Regions from separate parts of the Homo sapiens genome. Here all the other regions are linked to region 2. The links are chromatin loops, found by intact Hi-C in ENCODE. Cell type or tissue: mammary epithelial cell. All regions are shown on one strand.

Region 1 (8,000 bases), 61 kb after region 2:
GTGGATGGATGGGTGAATCAGGAGTTCAGAGGAGAGAGAGATTAATTCTGCCCAGTGAATTCTGCTTGGGGATGCTGCAGAAGGCTAGACAGGGCTGGTTGGATGTGGGGGTCAAAGGGAGACAGTATGGCAAAGGTGTGGAGGTGGGATGACAGGGCACACGCAGGGAACAAAGAGTAATCAGAGAACAGGTGAAAATAACGGGAGATGATTTCAGAAAGTGAATTGGGATATGGTCTTTGGTTTCTTCAGTCTCACTCACCCCCTGCACAGAACTGTGATGGGAGCCCCTGTTTTTGCTGCAGTCTAACTACCTCACCCCTAAAAAAAAAAAAACCAAACCAGCATGTGCTGGACTTCACCAGCCAACAGAATTTAAGTCTAAATTTAAATGTAATTACCCTCAGGTGGCTGCTGGCTCCTGTGTTGGAGCTTTCTAGAATCTTCTAGAATGTTCTAGCCCAGCGTTGTTCAATAGAACTTTCTACAATGATGAAAACGATTATGGGAATGGTCTAAATCTGCACTGTGTGATACAAAGCCACCAGCTGTGCATGATTTGTCACCTGAAATGCGAGGACAACTGGGAAGCTGAATTTTTTATTCTACTAAGCTTGAATTTTATTTATTTATTTATTTATTTATTTATTTGAGACAGGTTATTGCTCTGTCACCCAGGTTGGAGTGCACTGGCTTGATCACGGCTCACTGCAACCTCCACCTCCCGGGGCTAAAGCGATTCTCCTGCCTCAGCCTCCTGAGTAGCTGGGATTACAGGCACCTGCCACCACGCCCGGCTAGTTTTTGTATTTTTAGTAGAGACGGGGTTTTACCATGTTGGCCAGGCTAGTTTCGAACTCCTGACCTCAGGTGATCCACCCACCTCAGCCTCCCAAAGTGCTGGGATCACAGGCGTGAGCCACTGAGACTGGCCTTTTTTTTTTTTTTTTTTTTTTTTTTCTTGAGACAGAGTCTTGCTCTGTCACCCAGGCTGGAGTGCAGTGGCACAGTCTCAGCTCACTGCAACCTCCACCTCTTGGGTTCCAGCGATTCTCCTGCTTCAGCCTCCTGAGTAGCTGGAATTACAGGCATGTGCCACTGTGCCTGGCTAATTTTTTGTGTTTTTAATAGAGACGAGGTCTCACCATGTTTCCCAGACTGGTCTCCAACTCCTGAGCTCAAACGATCCACTTGCCTTGGCCTCCCAAAATGCTGTGATTATAGGTGTGAGCCACCTGGCCTGGCCTTATTTTTTAAGAGTCAGGGTCTTGGGCCGGGTGTGGTGGCTCACGCCTGTAATCCCAGCACTTTGGGAGGCCAAGGCGGGCAGATCACGAGGTCAGGCGATCGAGACCATCCTGGCTAACACGGCGAAACCCCGTCTCTACTAAAAAATTCAAAAAATTAGCCGGGCGTGGTGGCGGGCGCCTGTAGTCCCAGCTACTCGGGAGGCTGAGTCAGGAGACTGGCATGAACCGGGGAGGCGGAGCTTGCAGTGAGCCGAGATCGCCCCACTGCACTCCAGCCTGGGCAACGCCAGGTTCTGGGACCAATGGACACACATCTCACCAAAGACCAACCAGGGAAGAGGAGGCAGGGGTGCCAGCGTGCCCAGAGGCAGTGGGAGGAGAGGAGGGGGGACAGAGGTCCTGAGGAGGTTTGGCTCTGGGTCCCCACCCAAATCTCATCTCGGTTGTAATCTCCATGGTCCCCACGTGTGGAGAGAGGGAGCAGGTGGGAGGTGATTGGATCATGGGGGCGGTTCCCTCGTGCTGCTCTCTGATAGTGAGTGAGATCTCACGAGATCTGATGGTTTTATAAGGCAGTTTTCCCTGCTCTTCCTTCCTCTCTTTTCGCCTGAGTCAGGTAAGACACGCTTGTTTCCCCCTGCACCGTGATTGTAAGTTTGCTGAGGCCTCCCCAGCCATGCAGAACTGTGAGTCCAGGAACCTCCTTTGTTTATAAATTACCCAGCCTTGGCGGGGCGCGGTGGCTCCCGCCTAGAATCCCAGCACTTTCAGAGGCCGAGGTGGGAGGATCAATGAGGCCAGGAGTTCGAGACGGTGAAACCCCATCTCTACTAAAACAAAAAATTAGCTGGGCGTGGTGGCGGGCGCCTGTAGTCCCAGCTACTCGGGAGGCTGAGGCAGGAGAATGGCGTGAACCCGGGAGGCGGAGCTTGCAGTGAGCCGAGATCGCGCCACTGCACTCCAGCCTGGGCGGCAGAGAGAGACTCCGTCTCAAAAATAAAAAGATAAATAAATAAAAATAAAAGAAAAAATAGTTTGCTGAGAATGCACATGTACCCTAGAACTTAGAGTATAATAAATATATATATGATAAAATAAAAAAAATAAAAAACAATACATTACCGAGGCTCAGTAGTATCCTCCTGCCTTGGCCTACTGAAGTGCCGGGATTACAGGTGTGAGCTCCTGCATCAGGCTTCTCAGTGAGAGTTATAAGCCAGAGACCTCCATTCTTGTGGTCCCTGAATTACTGGGCGGCGGTGGGGGTTGGGGAGGACGGTTTGGGGAACACAGACGGGAATTAATTCCATAGGTGTTTATTATAATTGATTGAGCGCCTTATTGCCAAAGCCCACAGTGGGTAGGCTGTCTCGGCTGGGCGTGGTGGCTCACGCCTGTCATCCCAGCGCTTTGGGAGGCCGAGGTAGATGGATCACATGAAGTCCTAAGTTCGAGACCTGCCTAACATGGCGAAGCCGTCTCTACTAAAAATACAAAAATTAGCCGGATGTGGTGGTGCATGTCTGTAATCCTAGCTACTCTGGAGGCTGAGGCAGGAGAGTCGCTTGAACCCAGGAGGTTGAGGTGAGCTGAGATCACGCCATTGCACTCCAGCCTGAGCAACGAGAAACTCTGTCTCCAAAAAAAAGGGGGCCCTCGCTCCTACCCCACTGCCTCCCCGACTCCATCGCGACCCCAACTCCTTCCCCATTTCGACCCCACAGCCGCCAGGCTGGACCAGAACGGCACGTTCTCTGTCGCCACCGTGTGGCCAGCGCCGCACATGACACCCTGCCCCTCCCCGCCCCGACATCGGAGCTCTGAACCCCCGGGAAATTCCCGGGAGATTTGTCCAAAGTGGAGACACAGGTCCCTTCGCTCGTGGCTGCGAGCTTCCCCCGCGCACAAACGGGCGCACCTGTTTCCCCGTTTTCCTGCCGCTGGCCGACCCTCGCCCAGTAGTTCAGCGCTAGTACGCAGTGGGGGCTCATTAAATATTTGCTGATTGGCCGGGCGCAGTGGCTCACACCTGTAATCCCAGCACTTTGGGAGGCCGAGGCGGGCGGATCACCTGAGGTCGGGAGTTCGAGACCAGCCTGGCCAACATGGTGAAACCCCGTCTCTACTAAAAATACAAAAATTAGCCGGGTGTGGTGGCGCACACCTGTAATCCCAGCTATTCGGGAGGCTGAGGTAGGAGACTCGCTTGAACCCGGGAGGTGAAGGTTGCAGTGGGCCGAGATCATGCTACTACACTCCAGCCTGGGCGACAAGAGGGAAGGTCCATCTCAAACAACAACAACAACAACGAAATTGATGATTGCATGGATGACTGGCAGGGGACACAGAAATGTGTTCTTCCTTTATGCAAAACAGATCCAGTCTCGCCCAGTGTTAGGGGCGACAGAGAGATACCTGGACACCCCACACCACCCAGAGAGTTTTACCACTACCCTTTCAAGGGCAGAAAAGACTCCACTTTCTTGGCTTTTTTCTTTTTTTCTCTTTTTATTTTTTGAGACAGAGGCTTGCTCTGTCACCTAGGCTAGAGTGCAGTGGTGCGATCTCAGCTCAGTGCAACCTCTGCCTCACGGGTTCAAGCGATTCTCCTGCCTCAGCCTCCAAAGTAGCTGGGATTACAGGCACCTGCCACCATGGCCGGCTAATTTTTGTATTTTTAGTAGAGACGGGGTTTCACCATGTTGGCCAGGCTGGTCTCGAACTCCTGACCTCAGGTGATCTGCCCGTCTTGACCTCCCAAAGTGCTGGGATTACAGGCGTGAGCCACCGCTCCTGGACCATAATTTTTTTTTTTTTTTTTTTTTTGAGATGGAGTCTCGCTCTGTCACCCAGGCTGGAGTGCAGTGGCGTGATATCGGCTCACTGCAAGCTCCGCCTCCCAGGTTCACGCCATTCTCCTGCCTCAGCCTCCCGAGTAGCTGGGACTACAGGCGCCCGCCACCACGCCCGGCTAGTTTTTGTATTTTTAGTAGAGACAGGGTTTCACCGTGTTAGCCAGGATGGTCTCGAACTCCTGACCTCGTGATTCGCCCGCCTCGGCCTCCCAAAGTGCTGGGGTTACAGGAGTGAGCCACCGCACCCAGCCCTCATAATTTTTTAATTGAAAATTTTATTGAAATAATTGTCAATTCATATGCAGTTGCAAGAGGAGGGAGGATCTCATGAGCACAGGACGACAGGAATTCTTCTAGGTTGCATTGAGCTGTGATCCTGCTACTGCACTCCAGTCTGGGTGACGGAACAAGACCCTGTCTCAGAAAGAAAGGAGGGAAGGGCCGAGTGCTGTGGCTCATGCCTGTAATCCCAGCATTTTGGGAGGCCAAGGCAGGTGGATCACCTGAGGTCAGGAGTGCGAGACCAGGCTGGCCAACATGGGGAACCTCCTCTTTACCAAAAATACAACAACAACAAAAAATTAGCCGGGCGTGGTGGCGGGCACCTGTAGTCCCAGCTACTCGGGAGGCTGAGGCAGGAGACTCGTTTGAACCTGGGAGGCGGTGGTTGCACTGAGCCTAGAACACACCACTGCACTCTCGCCTGGGCAACAGAGTGAGACTCCATCTCAAAACAAAAACAAAACAAAACAAAACAAAACAAAAACGGGTGTGGTGGCTCACGCCTGTAATCACAGCACTTTGAGAGTCCAAGGCAGGTGAATCACGAGGTCAGGAGTTCGACAGCAGCCTGGCCAACATAGTGGAACCCCATCTCTACTAAAAATACAAAAATTAGTCGGGCGTGGTGGTGGGCGCCTGTAATCCCAGCTACTCCGGAGGCTGAGGCAGGAGAATCGCTTGAACCCCAGAGGCTGCAGTGAGCTGAGATCACAAAATTGCACTCCAGCCTGGGGTGCATTAAGGACACTCCATCTCTAAAAAACATATAAGTAAGATTTCACATGGATACAATCCATCAATCTTACTCAGGATTCCTCAGTTTAACTTGTGATCGTGTGTGTGAGTGTGTGAGATGTCTTTAGTCTCCTATAATTTGCTGGCCTGGGTAGATTCGTGTATCCACCATCATGACATGGAGCATTTCCATCACCATCAGGATCTCTTGCTGTTTGTGCACCCTCCCCGCACCCTCATCCCTAACCCTAATTCCATTTCTAAAATGTTACATAAACTTTTTTTGTTCTTTACACAGGGTCTTGCTCTGTTGCCCAGGCTGGACTCCAGTGGTGCAACTACAGCTCACTGCAACCTACATGAACTCCTGGGTTCAAGGCATCCTCCTGCCTCAGTCGCCCAAGCAGCTAGGACTACAGGTGTGCATCATCATCCTTGGCTTATTTATTTATTTATTTATTTATTTATTTTGAGACGTAGTCTTGCTCTGTCGCCCAGGCTGGGGTGCGGTGGCGCCATCTCGGCTCACTGCAAGCTCCGTCTCCCCGGGTTCACGCCATTCTCCTGCCTCAGCCTCCCGAGTAGCTGGGACGACAGGCACCCGCCACCACGCCCGGCTAATTTTTTGTATTTTTAGTAGAGACAGGGTTTCACCGTGTTAGCCAGGATGGTCTCGATCTCCTGACCTCCTGATCCGCCCGCCTCGGCCTCCCAAAGTGCTGGGATTATAGGCGTGAGCCACCGCGCCTGGCCTTAATTTTCTAATTTTTTATAGAGATGGGGTCTCACTATGTTCCCCAGGGTGGTCTGGAACTCCTGGGCTCAGGTGATCCTCCCACCTCAGCCAACTGAGTAGCTGGGACCACAGGCACACCCCACTATGCCCGGCTAATTTTTTTTTTTTTTTTTTTTTCCCGAGACGGAGTCTCACTCTGTCACCCAGGCTGGAGTGCAGTGGCGTGATCTAGGCTCACTGCAACCTCCGCCTCCGTGGTGAAAGTGATTCTCCTCCCTCAGCTCCCCGAGTAGCTGGGACTACAGGCGCCCGCCACCACGCCCGGCTAATTTTTGTATTTTTAGTAGAGATGGGGTTTCACCATGTTGGCCAGGCTGGTCTCGATCTCTTGACCTTGTGACCCGGCTGCCTCGACCTCCTTAAGTGCGGGGATTACAGGCGTGGGCCACCGCGCCCGGCCGGGACAGGCTTTTTTCACTCAGCGTAATTCTCTGGAGTCATCAGGAGTTTGAAAACTCCCCGTGGGACCCAGGTTGACCTACCTACCAGCACCCCATTTTTTCATAGATTGAGAACCAGCGCCTCAGTGTCCCCATCTGTATAGTGGGAGAGAAAAGGTCCCTGCTCCCGGGGCCTTGCCAAGGTGCAAGGAAGCTTTATGACGTCACACACAGTTACCACGGGCAACAGCCAATCCTGCTGGCCCCAGAGGTAGCCGCCCTTGGTCCCGCCCACGCCTTGCTTGCTTGCTGGTGATTGGAGGACGCATGATGTCACGTGCTCCCATAGACCAATGAGGAGGTGGTCTGGAGGCTGGGTTCAGCTGTAGCCTCAGCGTGGGAAAAAGGGTAAAACGGAACTTTGGGGCCGGGCGCTGGGGCTCACGCCTGTAATACCAGCACTTTGGGAGGCCGAGGCGGGTGGATCCCCTGAGGTCGGGAGTTCGAGACCAGCCTGGCCAACATGGTGAAACCCCGTCTCTACTAAAAGTAGAAAATTTATCCGGGCATGATGACGCCTGTAGTACCAGCTACTTGGGATCCTGAGGCACGAGAAAAATCTCCTGAACCAGGGAGTCGGAAGCTGCAGTGAGCCGAGAGCACGCCACTGCACTCCAGCCTGAGTGACAAGAGCGAGACTTTGTCTTAAAAAATAAAACTGAGCTTTGGAAATTCTTGCCAGGACAAGTTTTCCCTCTCTCAGGGTTAAATCAGTGGTTTCCAAAAAGAAAAAGAAGGAGAAGGAAGGAGGAGGAGAAAGAGGAAGAGAAGGGAGTAGGGAGAAGAAGGAAGAAGAAGGGAAGAAAGAAAAAAAAATCTTTGAGCCAGGGCTGGAGTGAATTCATGACCATTTCTTGAAGTTCCAACCCTTGTAAGCACCCAAAAAAGTGAGGCTATTAATTTTATTTCTGGCAGCACACAGTTCACCCGTCTAAGGAAGATTCCAGAAACTTTAGCACGAGGGCGGTGTGGGTGCTTTGCCATCTCTGGAAGTTCTTATACCTAGAAATAAGAATTGGCCCGGGAGGTTAGAAAATTAATATATTCTGTGGTTGGTTTATTTTTAATAAACCACCATTGTGGGCTCGGGGCGTGGGAGACGGCACAGATTGTTGCTGTTCTTGACGCCCACAAGCAGATGGAAATAAATACTCTAGGTAGGTCATTTTGCAAGACACCCAGTTAAACACTCTGAAGATGTTTTGTCTTTTTCTCCCTGGAAACAAATGTTCCGGGCAGAAATGAAGCTGTTTCTTGCATGTTTTGGGTTGTGTATTAGTTAGCTATTGCCGGGTCACAAGTTACCTTCACATTTGGTGTCTGGGCCAGGTACGGTGGCTCACAGTAATCCCAGTGCTTTGGGAGGCTGAGACGGGGGAGTTGCTTGAGACCAGGAGTTTGAGTCCAGCCTAGGTGACGGAGCGACACTCCTTCTCTCTATAAAAAAAGAGAAGAGGCCGAGCGCGGTGGCTCACACCTGTAATCCCAGCGCTTTGAGGGGCAGAGTCGGGCAGATCACCTGAGGTGAGGAGTTCGAGACCAGCCTGGCCAACATGGTGAAACCCCGTCTCTACTAAAAATACAAAAATTAGCCAGGCATGGTGGTGCATGCCTGTAATCCCAGCTACTCGGGAGGCAGGAG
Region 2 (8,000 bases):
CACAGCTCTCTGAAATGGGGCATTTTGTTGGGACCAGTGACCCCTGGCATGGGGACCACACCCTGGAGCCCGGTGCTGGGGACCTCCTGGACACCCTGTCCTTCACTCCTTTGCCCCAGGGACCCAGGCTCATGCTCTGAACTCTGGCTGAGAGGATGCTGCTCAGGAGCCAGCACAGGACACCCCCCACCCCACCCCACCATGTCCCCATTACACCAGAGGGCCATCGTGACGTAGACAGGATGCCAGGGGCCTGGCCAGCCTCCCCCAATGCTGGGGAGCATCCCTGGGCCTGGGGCCACACCTGCTGCCCTCCCTCTGTGTGGTCCAAGGGCAAGAGTGGCTGGAGCCGGGGGACTGTGCTGGTCTGAGCCCCACGAAGGCCTTGGGCTGTGCGTCCGACCCTGCTGCAGAACCAGCAGGGTGTCCCCTCGGGCCCATCTGTGTCCCATGTCCCAGCACCCAGGCCTCTCTCCAGGTCTCCTTTTCTGGTCTTTTGCCATGAGGGTAACCAGCTCTTCCCAGCTGGCTGGGGACTGTCTTGGGTTTAAAACTGCAAGTCTCCTACCCTGGGATCCCATCCAGTTCCACACGAACTAGGGCAGTGGTCACTGTGGCACCCAGGTGTGGGCCTGGCTAGCTGGGGGCCTTCATGTGCCCTTCATGCCCCTCCCTGCATTGAGGCCTTGTGGACCCCTGGGCTGGCTGTGTTCATCCCCGCTGCAGGTCGGGCGTCTCCCCCCGTGCCACTCCTGAGACTCCCACCGTTACCCCCAGGAGATCCTGGACTGCCTGACTCCCCTCCCCAGACTGGCTTGGGAGCCTGGGCCCCATGGTAGATGCAAGGGAAACCTCAAGGCCAGCTCAATGCCTGGTATCTGCCCCCAGTCCAGGCCAGGCGGAGGGGAGGGGCTGTCCGGCTGCCTCTCCCTTCTCGGTGGCTTCCCCTACGCCCTGGGAGTTTGATCTCTTAAGGGAACTTGCCTCTCCCTCTTGTTTTGCTCCTGGCCCTGCCCCTAGGTCTGGGTGGGCAGTGGCCCCATAGCCTCTGGAACTGTGCGTTCTGCATAGAATTCAAACGAGATTCACCCAGCGCGAGGAGGAAGAAACAGCAGTTCCTGGGAACCACAATTATGGGGGGTGGGGGGTGTGATCTGAGTGCCTCAAGATGGTTTTCAAAAAAATTTTTTTAAAGAAAATAATTGTATACGTGTCAACACAGCTGGCTGGATGATTGGGACTTTAAAACGACCCTCTTTCAGGTGGATTCAGAGACCTGTCCTGTATATAACAGCACTGTAGCAATAAACGTGACATTTTATAACGATGCCCTGCAGTCCCCGGGTTCTTTCTGGTGTCACATGTTTAGGAAGGGAAGTGGGGGGGGGCCCTGACGTTCACCTCGGGTGCAGCAAGGACCGTGGTCCACCCTGTGCACTGGGCTTCCTCGAAGCGACTCCTCACTCTGAGGAGCCCATGGCTCCCAGGGCGGCTGGGAACCTGCATGTGTACTCAGGGCTCCAGGCCACCTGGAAGCAGGATTGGCTCCCGGGGAAAAGCAGCTCCCTGGGGGCTGCACTTGGGCGCGTAGGAACCATCCAGGACCTGCGGTCCTCCCAGCCCCCATCTGGGAGGGCTCCCCATCTCCCAACGTCCCCCCCCCGGGCTGTTGGAACCCACTTCCCTGCCCCTTCCTGCTCCGAAGTCGGCTCGAAGTCTGAGTCTGTCACTGCTCCTCTGAAACCTTCCACGGCTCCGTTGCTGGCAGCGTCAACCCCACACTCCTTAGTGCGGCATCTGTGACTTCCTCCACAACCGGATGCCCACGGAACCCACGGACAGAGCTCTCGGGGGGAAGGGGTGTGGCAGGACCTGTGGGGGCGCTGCTCATCCCAAAGTGCCCACTGGCAGGCATCTGCTGCTGTGCCCAGGGACTTGGCCGCTGCATCTCTGCGAGGACACAGCTGGACTGCCCTGCTCCCCTACAGGGTTGGGGTGGAAGGAGTGCCTTCCTGGCCACTTGACGGGGGGTGGCCCCCAGGAGAGAGCCCTTTGGCACACAAGTGCCTTAGGGAGGAGAAGGCTCAGCACAGTGACTCATATCTGTAATCCCAGCACTTCAGGTGGCTGAGGCGGGAGGATCGCCTGAGGCCAGGAGTTCCAGTCCAGCCTGGGCAACATAGTGAGACCCCATGTCTATAATTTTTAAGGGAAAGAGAGTGGCCAGGAGTTGACAGAAGGTGCTGAGGGAGCCCTGTCCACCACTCTACCCAGCTGGCCTCTAAATTCATGCTGGAAAACAACTTTTAAAATATACATTGGCCGGGCGCGGTGGCTAACGCCTGTCATCCCAGCACTTTGGGAGGCTGTGGCGGGTGGATCACTTGAGGTCAGGAGTTCGAGACCGGCCTGGCCAACATGGCGAAATCCCATCTCTACTAAAAATACAAAAATTAGCCGGGCATGGTGGCGCAAGCCTGTAATCCCAGCTATTTGGGAGGCTGAGGCAGGAGAATAGCTTGAACCCAGGAGGCAGGGATTGCAGTGAGCTGAGATTGCACCACTGCACTCTAGCCTGGGCGACAGAGCGAGACTGTCTCAAAAAATCAAAATTAAATTGGTTGTACCTGGTGACACACACTTGTAGTCCCAGCTACTTAGGAGGTTCAGGTGGGAGGATCGCTTGAGGTGGCAGTGAACTGTGATTGCACCACTGCACTCCAGCCTGGGCAACAGAGCCAGAACCTGTCAAAAAAAAAGGGTGGGCCAGGTGCAGTGGCTCATGCCTGTAATCCCAGCACTTTGGGAGGCCAAGGCGGGCGGATCACGAGGTCAGGAGATCGAGACCATCCTGGCTAACGGTGAAACCCCATCTCTACTAAAAATACAAAAAATTAGCCAGGCGTGGTGGCGGGCACCTGTAGTCCCAGCTACTCGGTAGGCTGAGGCAGGAGAATGGCGTGAACCTGGGAGGCGGAGCTTGCAGTGAGCCAAGATCATACCACTACACTCCAGCCTGCAGCCTGGGCGACAGCAAGACTCCGTTTCAAAAAAAAAGGGTGGAGGGGACATCCAGATGGTCCAACAAAATAACAAAAACCGGCTCAAGAAACAAAAAGGAAGTTCTATGTCATGTTGAATGGCTTCAGGCACAGCTGGATCCAGGTGTCATTACAAATCTCTCTCCATCTCTCAGCTCTTGTTTATGTCACTGTCTCTGATGAACTCTTTTTTTTGTCTGTTTGTTTTGAGACGGAGTTTCACTCTTGTTGCCCAGGCTGCAGTGCAATGGCGTGATCTCGGCTCACCGCAACCTCTGCCTCCCGGGTTTTCAAGCAATTTTCCTGCCTCAGCCTCCCGAGTAGCTGGAATTACAGGCATCCGTCACCATGTCCGGTTAATTTTGTATTTTTAGTAGAGATGGGGTTTCTCCATGTTGGTCACGCTGGTCTCGAACTCCCAGTCTCAGGTGATCTGCCCGCCTCAACCTCCCAAAGTGCTGGGATTATAGGCGTGAGCCACCGTGCCCGGCCACTGGTGAACTCTTACATTGTGGCATCTGGAAACTCTGGGCTGACATTCCAGCAGCCCTTGTGTTCCTGTCCTTTCTCTTAATAGTCTCTGTGTCAGCCCCTGCATCCCACTTTTTTAAGTTTCCACCAATGGGAAGAGTCTTATTCAGGTGCTCTCTGATCCCAAGCTCAAAAACCCCAAGCCAACTGGAAAGTTCTACAAACAATGCCCAGGGCCGGGCCCGGTGGCTTACACCTGTAATCCCAGCATTTTGGGAGGCGGATCACTTGAGGTCAGGAATTCAAGACAAGCCTGGCCAACATGGCCAAACCCCATCTCTACTAAAAATACAAAAACTAGCCAGGTGTGGTGGCTCACGCCTGTAGTCCCAGCTACTTGGGAGGCTGAGGCAGGAGAAGCTTGAACCCGGGAAGCGGAGGTTGCAGTGAGCCGAGATCGTGTCATTGCACTCCAGCCTGGGCCACAGAGCGAGACTCCGTCTCAAAAAAAAAAAGAAAGAAAAACAGTGCCCAGACTGTGGTGTCCAAAACCTATTTCCGGCTCCCACCCTGAGTCCTTAACCAGGGATAGGGATGGGTTAGCACCCGCAGTCCCCAGAGAGCTGCAGGCTTGGGGTGTACTGAGGGGCTGACCCCAGGAGGACAGGCCAGGCTGGGCAGAAGAACCCACGGTGTCCATTCCTTATCACGAGGCCTGCAAGTGACGCTGGCGCCCGAGAGACAAATCACGCCCAGTGCCCCGTCTAGGCTATGGCCTTTCCGTTCATGCTGTAAAGGTGCCTGTGGGTCAGGCAGTCCAGGAGGGCTTCCTGAGGGAGGCAACTCTTGAATATGGGGGAAAAGGCACAAAAGTGCAATGGCGGTGTCTGGGAATATGCCCCTCTTCCTTCTGCCCACACCGGCCCGGTGTGCAGGGGGGAGGCTGGAAGCTGGGAGCTGAGTGAGCATGTACGGTGCTGCGCCGGGTTGTGGGAGAGCAGAGGAAGCAGGGACTGGAGAAAGGCGAGCCCAAGCGAGCCTGGTGCGGTGGAAAGCAGGAGGCAGAAAGACCTGCCTGTCATCAGCTAAGAGCATCCAGAGACGTTCACCGAGCAAGGAGCCAGGCCACCCTCTGCTGCCGGAATGAGGAATAACCCAGGCTCGCAAACGGAATCCTGCAAAGAGATTTCCGACAGGGCCTCCAAGCAACGGGCAACGCTGAGGCTCAGGGAAGCACTGCCGCTCGACCAAAGTCCTACAGCGAATCAGGAACAACGCCTGACGCCTCCAAAAGTGGGCTCCAATCCCAGCTCTTCCCCTCTGTGTGACTCTGAGCAAGACCCTTCCCCGCTGGACCTCAGTTTCCTTCATTGTAAATAACGTTCTGGCACATACTAGGCGCACAAAATCACTGGCAGGTAGCCCCGCGGAGCCCAGAAGCACAATCGGCCGCCAGACCACGTGGCCAGAAAGCACCGCCCTAACGCCGCCCACTCCGGACCACTTCTCCGCGGTCGTCCAACCCTCGCCGGAAGTTACTGTAAGTGGCTTCCGGGTCTGCGCGCACAGTGGCGGATGATGTTTTTTTTTCCTCCCCCCCCCCCCGCCCTCCCCGCGCGCGTGCGCGCCGCGGCCGCGCCTGCGCAGTGTAGCCGGGTCAGCTGGACAGGGTCATCCTGAGGGTGCGACTCCGCCGCGATGGTGACCCGGTTCCTGGGCCCACGCTACCGGGAGCTGGTCAAGAACTGGTGAGGACGCCGACCCGCGGCCCCATCCGCGCTCCCGCCTCGGCCCAGCCCCGCGCCGCTGCGTTCCGTATTTGTGCGCGTTTCCGGGGGCCGGGCCGGGCCGGGCCCAGGTCCCTTGTTGTTCCCGGTGACAGAGGGGGAAACTGAGGCCGAGAGGCGGAGCGGCGCGTCCCGGCGTGAACGGGACGTGACGGACCCAAGGCCAAACCCCAGCATGCCCGGCTCCGCGGCTAGGCCGCTCCAAGCCTCAGTTTCCCCATCTCTACCGGGGGATCCGAATGGTGACCCCCTGGACGGAAGCGCCCAGAAGGTGCCGAGTCCCGATCCCCAGCCCAGCACTCGCGGCATCTTCGGCCTTTGCCACTATTTTGGTTTTTATGATTTTTAACAAGGAGCGTGAAAGCTTCAGCTGCGCCTGAGCCCACGTGGGCAGCGGGACGGCATAGGGGTGGCCCCCATAGAAGCCGGGCTGGGGGTGGCCTCCGTAGGGTTGTCTGGTGTTTCCACGTGGGGTGCTAAGAAGCAAGGCCTGGCTGGGTGCGGTGGCTCCCGCCTGTGATCCCAGCGCTTTGTGAGGCCGAGGCAGGTGGATCACCTGAGGTCAGGAGTTCGAGACCAGCCTGGCCAACGTGGTGAAACCCGCGTCTCTACTAAAAATGCAAAAATTAGCCAGGCGTGGTGGCGGGTGCCTCTAATCCCAGCTACTCGGGAGGCTGAGGAAGGAGAATCGCTTGAACCCGGGAGGAGGAGGTTGCAGTGAGCTGAGATTGCGCCATTGCACTCCAGCCTGGGTGACAGAATGAGACTGTGTCCCAAAAAGAGAAAAGAAAAAAAAAGCAGCAAGGTCTTAGCCGGGTGCAGTGGCTCCGGCCTGTGATCCCAGTGCTTTGGGAGGCCCAGGCAGGAGAATCACTTGAGCCTGGGAGTTCAAGACCATCCTGGACAACACAATGAAACCCCATCTCTACAAAACAAAAAATTATCAGGGCATGGTGGCACCTGTCTGTAGTCCCAGCTACTGGGGAGGCTAAGGTGGGAGGATCGTTTGAGCCTGGGAATTTGAGACCAGCCTGGGCAACACAGCAAGACCTTATCTCTACAAAAAAATTTAGAGCTGCTGGGCGCAGTGACTCACGCCTGTAATCCCAACACTTTGGGAGGCCAAGGCGGGCGAATCACCCGAGGTCAGGAGTTTGAGACCAACCTGACCAACATGGAGAAACCCCGTCTCTACTGAAAATACAAAATTAGCCAAGTATGGTGGCGCGTGCCTGTAATCCCAGCTACTTGGGAGGCTGAGGCAGGAGAATCGCTCAAACCCGGGAGGTGGAGGTTGTGGTGAGCTGAGATTGTGCCATTGCATTCCAGCCTGGGCAACAAGAGCGAAACTCCGTTTCTAAAAAAGAAAAAAGCAAAGGCTTATGATTGGCAGTGTCTCCGGAAGCCAGAACATACTTCCTCTATCCCAGACTGGGGGACAGGTCGGGGACAGGGTCTGCACGGTGGAGCTGACTGGGACCTTCAAGTGGAATGTGATGGTGCCGGTGGCGTTTTACAGCGTGGGTAACTCAGGCCTGGGATGAGGAAGCCTGCTCCTAGCTGAGAACCCAGTGGCCCATGGTAGCCAGTGCAGCCCCTCCCGGGTGCAGCAGGTCTGCTTCTTCTGTGTTCAGTCACAGCGGGGACCACCCGTCATCCGTGCTTTCATCCAACAGCAAGCATTTATTTATTTATTTATTCATTTATTTATTTAGAGACGGAGTCTTGCTCTGTCGCCCCGGCTGGAGTGCAGTGGCGCAATCTCGGCTCACTGCAAGCTCCGCCTCCCGGGTTCACGCCATTCTCCTGCCTCAGCCTCCCATAAGTAGCTGGGACTACAGGCGCCCGCCACCACGCCCGGCTAATTTTTTTTGTATTTTTTAGTGGAGATGGGGTTTCACCGTGTTAGCCAGGATGGTCACGATCTTCTGACCTCGTGATCCACCTGCCTCGGCCTCCCAAAGTTCTGGGATTACAGGCATGAGCCACTGCGCCCAGCCCAACATTTATTGAGCACCTACTATGTGTTAGGGACGCGCCAATAGACCGAACCCTTGTGGGCGGACATTCTGGTTGGTGGGCAAGGAAAGGTAAAGAAACGAGACCTGTGGTGTGGGGCTGACCTAAAATAACGAAGCGGGAGAGGAAGGGGTGCAGACACGTGCGTGCGAGGGGCCGTGCAGGGCTGTGCCACCAGGCAGTGGCTTTGGGAGGCTAGGGAGCGGGTCTCATCCCCAGGAGGCACTGTGGGGTTGTGTCTCAGAGTCTCAGACTTAGGACTGAGAGGGCCACAGTTCACCAGCTGGGGACCCTGCAGTCCACACCCCTTCTAGGCCCTGCTGGGGCTTGCTTTGAGGAAGGGGTTGTCGTGGCGACGAGGTCGTTGGTCAGTGTGGTCATGGTCTGTACGTCCTTCCTCAGTGGCTAGTGGAAATCAGGTTTTGTGGGCTCTTCCCACACTGTCCAAATCCACAGGGTCCTACATGGGGTGACCAGGATGATAGGGGAGGCGGAGGCCGGCCCACTGGGCATATTTATGAGCAGGCTTCTCTGGTGATTAATAACCCAGGGCTGGGCGCAGTGGCTCACGCGTGTAATCCCAGAACCTTGAGAGGCTGAGGTGGGTGGATCCCTTGAGGTCAGGAGTTCGAGAAGAGCCTGGCCAACAAGGTGAAACCCTGTCTCTACTAAAAATACAAAA
Region 3 (8,000 bases), 160 kb before region 2:
AGCCCAGAAGGTCAAGGCTGCAGTGAGTTATGATCATGATACTGCACTCCAGCCTGGATGACAGAGCGAGACCCCAGCTCTAAAAAAATGGGGGTGGGACATCAAGTCCTCAGCTCATTGAATGAAAAAGACACTCAAGCCTCGTTGTTGTGAAATTTCAGAGCACCAAGAATAAAGAGAAAATCCTAAAAAGCGCCTAGAGGAAAGCCAGATGTCATGCAAAGGATCAAGAATCCAAGCAGCTTTGGGTGTGCAAAAACTAGCAGACAACAGAGCAAGGCTTTCAAAGTTCCAAGGAAAAGTTATTTTCAGCTAGAATTGCTAAATAACAAAAGACCAAACATGAAGGTGCAATAAAGATATAATCGGATGTTCAAGGACTCCAAAACTTAACTTCCCACATACCCTTTCTCAGAAAGCTACTGGAGGATGTGTTCCATTCAAACGAGGAGGTAAATAAAAAAAGGATGGTGTGGGATTCAGAAAATGTGATCCAACCTAGCTGAAAGAGAAAAGGGGTCCTCCAAATCAGGATGAGGGGGACCCTGGAAGACAGCTAGACAAAAGGACCCAGGGTATGGAGGGCAGCCCCACCCAGATCAGAGATGACCTAATATGTGTGGAAAGTCCTATTGAGTTGGTTTTAAATTTTGTTGGGGAGCGTGGGAAGAATTTTTGTTTGGCAGCTATCAACTCCTGGAAAACCAAAGAGTTGTACAGGAAAGGAAATGCAGTCCTAGTACTCTACATGGCTCAGCTGTGGACAATGTTTTCCAAAAGCGTAATAATGTTAATTACTAAATGTTAATTTAGGCAACAGACTGTATTTGTAATTATATTGAGAGACTGACAGAGAGGGAGAGTATGGGTATGAATCTGGAAAGATGGCAAAGGAAATCCTGAAGGGTGAACAGTGTACCAGGGAGCCTTTTATGTGTGAAAGGAGAGACAAGAACCTATGTTTATATTTTATCTGCATAAAGAAACATGGAAGGAAATGCAAAAAACTGAATTGACCTCTCACCTCTTTGGCACTCGGCCACCCTATGAGGATTACAGGAGAGGACCCAGTCCTCCATTCTTTCAAAGGGAAAGCTGAGTCAAAACTCAACCGGGGCCTTGAAATTCCAAGGGAGGCCCTTCTCGCTCACCTGTTGTAATGTTTAATTCATTCACTCACTCATTTATTCATTCACTTAGCAATTTACTCACAAATTTATCCTACATTTACAGTAGGGACAGAAATACAAATGCTCCTCAGAAAGCTCACAAGAGCTTTGTGTCAAGAGCTTTATATGTATCTGGTCACTCAATTCTTAACAATAATTCTTGTTTTGTTTTGAGACAGGGTCTTGCTGTGTCGCCCAGGCTGGAGTGCAGTGGTGCAATCATGACTCACTGCATCCTTGAACTCCTGGGCTCAAGCAATCCTTCCACCTCAGCCTCCCAAGTAGGTGGGACCACGGGTGCACATCACCACATCTGGCTAATTAAAAAACAAAAAACAAAAAACCCCCACAAACATATATATATGTTTTTTGTTTGTTTGTAGAAATGTGGTCTCACTATGTTGTCCAGGCTGGTCTCTAACTCCTGGGTTCAAGCAATCCTCTAGCTTCAGCTTCCCAAAGTGCTGGGGTTACAGGCATGAATCACAGTACCCAGCCTCAATCCTTACAATAATTCTACAAGGCAGGGGGTTTTCTCCTTATTTACTCAGAGAATGTGAGCCACCCCTCAGGCTTGCCCAGCCAGTCCCAATAGGGCAGCCCAGAAAACAGAGTCCACTGGCCTAGATGGGGGAGGGAGGTAGGATGCATATCGTCCCTTTCCCACCCCACCTCCCAGGCTCCAATCTGGTGCCTAATGGGGACCCCAGAGGCAGAGGCTGGGGGAGGGGCCGGGCCAGGCAGAGTCTGAAAAAACTTCCCGTTTTGTCGATTGCAGCAAAAAGAGGCTCTGCTGCCCCCCTTCCCGGCGTTCAATCTAATTACAGCTCCTCACAGCCCAGATCGATCCAGTCGGAGCTGTTTACCGCGAGCAGCTTTGTCATTGCTCCCATCCCCCACAGCCGCTGACAGAGGTGTGAGTTGGAGTAGGGGGGCCGCCTGGATGCCCCCTCTGTGCATCCCCTACCCATCACCACCGCCACCTGACCCCCGCCAGCACCCCACCCAACATCAGGTTCACCCCCACACCAATCCTAAAGGCCACCCCTGTGCCAACCCAGAGGCCATGGTGGTTATGGACCCCTTGTGCAGAAGTGAAAACTGAGACTTGGAGAGAAGGACTGATGGGGTTCAGAGTGGGGACGGGGGTGAAGCCCTGGACTTGGCCCTGGTACCAACCACCAGCCTCATGCTGCCAGGGCCCACCATTGCCACCTCTGCCACGCGACCTCCACCAGCCTCCAATGAGGTCTCCACCTCCGTCCTCTCCTCCACCATCACTCCTGCACCACCAATGTCAGTGCTATCCCATCACACCCTCCATATCACCTCCAACTCCAGCACCTCCTCCTCCTCCACCACCTCCAGCACCTCCACCTCCTCCTTCATCACCTCTTCCTTCACCACCTCCACCTCCATCACCTCCACCTCCAGCACCTCTTCCTTCACCACCTCCACCGCCACGACCTCCACCTCCATCTCCATCACCTCCACCTCCAGCATCTCCTCCTCCATCACCTCCACCTCCACTTCCACCACCTCCACCTCCAGCAACTCCACCACCTCCACCGTCACCTCCACCTCCACTTCCACCTCCACCACCTCCACCATCACCTCCACCTCCACTTCCACCTCCATTACCTCCACCTCCAGCACCTCTACCTCTACCTCCTCCACCTTCACCTCCACCACCTCCACCTCCACCACCTCCACCTCCACCACCTCCACCTCTACCTCCGCCACCTCCTCCATCGTCTCCACCTTCCACCCCCATCACCACCTCCATCACCTCCACCTTCCACCTCCCCACACCTCCTCCATGACCTTTCTTTTACTCACCCCCTTCCTCTGTTTTCTTCACCTCCCCCTGATTTCCTTCATTATCCTCATCAACACTGCTGAACCCCATCCTGGGATTCTCCTAGTATGTGGCCAGCACTGCATACTCAGCCCCTGGTTCCATCACCAGCAGCTCCCGACCTGTAGTCGGGGGGATAGAGAGTGGCCCCCAACACAGACCTTGGCCACCAAGCTGGCGGAGGAGTGGGGCGGGGCCAGGCTGTCAAGCTTGCTCTGGGACCCCAGGCGAGTCCCATTCCCTTGGAGGCCTCAGTCCCTTCCTTTGTAAAGACAGTGCGCCCCCTTCAGGCATGTCCCGGTGCAGGCCAGTCCTTCCTGGGCTCCTGAGCTCTTCCAGCCGCTTCCCTCTCCCCATCCACCACCAGCCGCCTCTCTGTCTGGCCTCCCCCGCTGGCCTCACTCACTCAGCTCCTTTGCACGACGGTTCTCTCTGCCTGGTTGCTCTTCCCCAAGTCCCCTCCCGCCCCCCTCAGCTCCTTCTAGTCTCTGCTCAGGTATCTCCTTCCCTGCGAGGCTACCCCAACACCCCTTGTCTAATCCCACAACTCTCCCTGTCACCCCTGCCACACCCCTTCTTTTTACAACAATTCACCTGCTCTGTCCAGGGGCCCCATTGAGTGAGGGTTTGGGTCCTGACAGGATGCCCACTCCATGCAGCCAGCCCTGCACCTCCTCCAGGACCCTGGGGACTGAGGCCCTGATTCCAGGAGCAATCACCCCCGAGAGGCTCTGATCTGAGGACTCCAGGTACACCACCCATCCCATCTCCCCAACGGTTATCAGTCTTTTTGGAATCTAAGGATGAGGAGGATCTGGGGCTGGTTCCTGGGGGTCCCCGGGGCCCTGGGAGGAGATCAGAGATCAACTAGAAGAGACGGAGACCCCATGCCCACATCTGAGCCCATGCACAGGGAGCCCGGCAAACGCAGTCATGGTGGCTTTACTGTAGCATCCAGCCTCCCGCCCCAGGGCACCGTCCTGGGCCTGCGCCGCCGCCCCCAGCATCAACAAGGGTCGTTTTCTTTTCTGGGCAGGTGGGATCAGGAAATCTCTGGGCGGGGAGGTCCCGGGGATGTGGCCGCCCCTTCGCTCAGTTATCCCTGCTGTTCCCGCTGTGTCCAGCAGAGGGCAGCCGTCCCCGCCCCAACCCAGGAAAGGGCGGGGGCTGTAGGCTGTGTCTCATGCGGGGGAAAGGGGGCTGGACTGGGGGGAGACCCTCAAGTTCCGGATGAAGGCGTTTCCTGCAGACCCCTTGGGATTTGGCCCACACACACCAGCTCTATCCCACTTCCTGCCTTTCTAAAAGTTGCTGGGGACAGCCAACCACCCCGGGGCCCAAGAGGGTGGTCTGACCTGCTGCCCTCTTGGGCCCTGCCTGGTGTTGGACCATCTTAGCCTCAGTTTCCCCAACTGTAAGATGGTCTTGATCATGGTTGGGCTGTGGGGAAGGGTCTAGCCAGAAAAGTCCTGAATGAATACGGCAGGGCTAACAAGAGGCTCCCAGCTCCCATCTGGGGGTCCCTGAGAGGAGCTGGGCTCTGGGCGACACTTGCCTTCCAACCACGAAGTTTCCCCCTCCCTCAAGGAAGGCCTTGAGCCTCAGGTTTTCTCTCAGGATCTTCCTGGAGAGGGGAGAAATGGAGAAACTGGGGCCAAGAGTAGAAAGTTGGGTCACTCCAGCCAGAGAACTCCTACACATTCCTCAACGCCCAGGAGCAATGGCCTCTCCCCAGGAAGTCCCTCCCTCCCCCCGCAGCGGAGCCCGGGGCCCCTCCTCTGGGACTCCCAGGGGCCACTGTTCCTCCTTTTAGCCTCGTGGGGCCTGAGATCTTTCTGTGGCCCAGCACAGAGCGGAGGTATAGCAGTGGCTGAGTGAGTGTGCAGTGACTAACATGTTCCTGGGTTGTCCTACACGAGGGTGGTGGAGCATGGGGGGGGGGTCTCAGCCCAGCCTGCAAGACCCTGCTGCGGAAGACCAGTAGCCACTGCCCTGGAGCGCCGGGTGGGACAGTGGGGCTCCCCGAGTGCCCTCAGCAGGAAGCCAGTAGCTGAGTAGGGGCCCTGAATTCAGTCATTGCTGCAACCCAAGCTGGGGCCCACCTGTCAACCCCCATCACCCTCCAAGAGGGGACCATCCCCTCTCCTCCTCCTCACCCCTCCTTTTCCACTCACCCTCCCTCCCTCTCCCCTCTCTGCTCTTTTCTTTTCCTCCCTTTCCTTCCCTCCCTCTCTTTACCTCCCTCCCCTCTTCCCCTTCCTTCCCTCACTTCCCTTCCTTCCCTCTCCCCCTCCTCCTCCTTCTCTCCCCCTTCATCCTCCCCTTCATCCAGAGGCCTTTGGAGGGGCTGGGCTTGTAACAGGGAGGGCTTCAGGATGCAGCATCCGCCTCGCCCCTGAAGGCGGGCCCGTGGGTGCCTCTGCGCGCGCCTGACGTTGGCCGCGTGCGGGCTGAGGGTGCCAGCCTCCGTCCACCATCGGGTGTGCCCGCGTGGGGCTGCCTGAGGCTTCCCAAATGTCCCGGCGGGGTGGAGGGCGAAGTCTGAGCGAGGTGCTGTGGGTGGGTGGGTGGCGCCTGCACGGGCGCTCAACCACGATGGGGGTCGGCAGCCTTGCACATCCAAACCCCACCCAAGTGAGAAGCTAAGAAACCTGTGACCGTTAGGAAAGCTGTTCCAGTTCTGGGCGGGAAAACCGGCATCAGCTTGTGGGGCCTTGGACGGGCGGTGGATGAGGCAACGGATCTTGGTGTGACATCCCTGTGTGGGATGCAGCTGGCTCGCGGTGTGGACGTGAGACGTGAGAGCTGTAGGGTGTGCAGGGTCTTGGGGTGAGTCTGGGTGTCACCCCGCAGAAGCCTGCGGTGTGGGTTACGCATCCATGTCCGCCCAGCCCCAGGGTGGGCTCCTCTCTGCCTCCCCCTGCTCCCCTCACCACTGCAGCCATGGGGACGCGGGTGGGCTCTGCGGGCCGAGTGGCCTTGAACGCGCACCCTGGCCTCTCTGGACATCAGGTTCCTGGTTTATCAAGTGGACGCAGTGACCCAGAGCCCTGTGTCCCCACCGGGCCGCAGTCCCGAGAGTCACGAAGGAATGAACGCCGAAGCACGGACCTGCAACCGACTCATCCATTCACCATTCAGGGAGCAGCTGCTGCGTGAGGCCAGAGAGAGGCAGCTCCAGGAGCTGGCCTCCACTCACAGTCACAGGACAGCGTGAAGCGGCGGCTGCCTGGGACTCTGTTCCCCAATGAGGAGGCCAGCTCCGCTCTGAGTCCAGGAAAGGGGGAGAGAGGACGCCTTTGGGTGGGTACTGGAGGGGAGGCGCGGGCTCCACTGGGCTCTCTGAGGCCTTCGAGTGGATACACTGCTGGCTGGGAGGGAGGATGGACCAGAAGACCAGGCCCAGGCTTCGGGACAGCTGGAGGGAAGGTCCCTGAATCCCAGTGGACGCCAGCAGTGCTGGGGGCGGCACGGCAGGAGAGACACAAGCCAGGGTGGCACCAGGACGGGAGGGATGTGGAGGCTCCTGGGGGGTCCCCAAGGTCCAGGGAGGAGATCAAAGAGCAACTAGAGGAGATGGAGACCAGCTGGGCAATGCCCAAGGGAGAAGAAGACGCCCCAGGATGCAGCAATGGGCGATTCAAGTGACCATCCCATGTCCCTCTGTGCCCGACAGTCTGTACAGTGCCCCAAACCACCAAGCCACGTGAGTCTACCCCGCTGTGTGCCCGTCCTCCCTGTGTCCTGGAGCTGGAGATCCCCTCCCTCAGCCACCTCTGGCTTCAGGGAGCAGACAATTCAATATGGAGCCCGGTCTCCGGCTGGGATGATGACCGGTTTCCTTGGCGACGCGTCCTGTCCCCGCCACCAGCTGCCCTGCCCCAGATGTGGGTTGTACTGATGCCCCCCACCCCCATGCTGGTGTCTTGTCCCCCCTGCGCATCCCCCCCCCGTGGCCTCTCCAGACTCGAGTCAGTGGGTGACTTGCCCAAGGTCACATGTCCAGTTACTGTGGGGGGCCCGGGTCACATACCTACACCCTCTGTCTACACCCTGCACCCCTCGGGGAGCTGGAAAATTGATTCCCATGGGTGGGAGGCAGTGGAACCTTCTCCAAGGAGATGGGGCTGAGTCATGCCCCAGGCGTGGACCCCCAGAGGCCTCCCCAGCCCCTCATCTGGCCCCACTCTGTTCCCACTACCCCTCCACTCTGGGTGGCTTACCCTCCCCATGCCTGCCCTGCCCACATCTCACGCGGAGCCCACCTTGGCCTCAGCAGGCGCCCAGCCTCCCTCTTGTCCCCACCCCTCTCCCTCCAGCTTTCCCCGCCAGCCTCCCCTGATGGGATTTTAATGACTGCATTTTCAAATTAGTTCTGAGCCTTCAAAGACTTAACCGGGAAACGCATTTCCACTTGGACTCTCGGGCTGTCCCTCCCTCGTGGCTCCATCTGGAGGCTGGGCCGCCATGGGGTGGGGGCATGGGGGTGTCAGGGGGCACCTCTCACCCTCGGACATTCAGCTACAGAGACCCACCCCATTCAGGCACCCTCAAACAGGAGCAAAGCCAGTGGGCAAACACACGCACGCACAAGGCGTTGATTTTTAAAAAAAATGTTACGGAGACACAGCGCCTGCAGTGGGAAATGGATTTGAAAAAGATGACAGGAAAGGAATCAGTGATAAGAAGCGGCTGAAGCGGCCACCCAGAAAGGGGCTGGGGAGGCTGACCCAGCGTTTCAATTATTGGGAAATTAATCCACAGATAAACTCACACTCGTAAAATGATCCGCCCCGGACGTATTCATTGCAGCCGCTATGGTGACCGCGAACGATTGGAAACAGCCTAAATGTCAGCGGGGCGGGGAAGTGGTTCAGGAAAACCTGAAACCACCGCCGAGTCAGAGAGTACTAGGCGGCCGGCAAAAATGACCAGGATGCGCGCTTCACGGATCTGAGCCGGGGGGAAGAATC

The links. Hi-C counts contacts between places; a loop is a spot of excess contacts. Peaks named below come from ENCODE experiments on the same cell type or tissue, not always from the same donor. Only the 100,000 strongest peaks of a DNase experiment are listed, where the experiment ranks them.
Region 1: it touches region 2 in a loop (15-fold over the local background); 6 of 110 quality-filtered maps call a loop at or near these places.
Region 3: a loop joins it to region 2, with 5 times the contacts of the local background. A loop is called at or near these places in 17 of 110 quality-filtered maps.

Annotation. Positions count from the first base shown.
Region 1 is chr19:1,541,386-1,549,385 of GRCh38, reverse strand. No RefSeq gene overlaps it. Among named protein-coding and RNA genes, the nearest start is that of PLK5, 21 kb to the right of the region's middle. RefSeq lists a silencer at 1,679-1,879 and a cis regulatory region at 2,839-3,239. In mammary epithelial cell, a CTCF peak has its summit at 3,017 (motif pointing left); no DNase peak of the experiment used is centred here.
Region 2 is chr19:1,602,620-1,610,619 of GRCh38, reverse strand. It overlaps UQCR11 (ubiquinol-cytochrome c reductase, complex III subunit XI), which reads left to right and starts at 5,158. Exons shown (of 3, transcript NM_006830.4): 1 at 5,158-5,260. The coding sequence starts at 5,211. TCF3 (transcription factor 3) reads left to right here. Exons shown (of 19, transcript NM_003200.5): 19 at 1-1,328. RefSeq lists enhancers at 1,949-2,018, 2,049-2,098, 3,581-4,202, 4,658-4,967 and silencers at 5,028-5,287, 5,338-5,407. In mammary epithelial cell, a CTCF peak has its summit at 4,646 (motif pointing left); DNase peaks (open chromatin) are centred at 4,659 and 5,029; H3K4me3 peaks cover 2,313 bases; H3K27ac peaks cover 1,239 bases.
Region 3 is chr19:1,763,778-1,771,777 of GRCh38, reverse strand. All of the region lies in intron 1 of ONECUT3 (one cut homeobox 3), which reads right to left. LOC101928543 (a long non-coding RNA gene) reads left to right here. Exons shown (of 5, transcript XR_007067085.1): 5 at 1,948-2,011. Among named protein-coding and RNA genes, the nearest start is that of ONECUT3, 14 kb to the right of the region's middle. RefSeq lists enhancers at 3,466-4,160, 5,455-5,976. In mammary epithelial cell, CTCF peaks have their summits at 3,317 (motif pointing left) and 4,153 (motif pointing right); no DNase peak of the experiment used is centred here; H3K27me3 peaks cover 1,058 bases.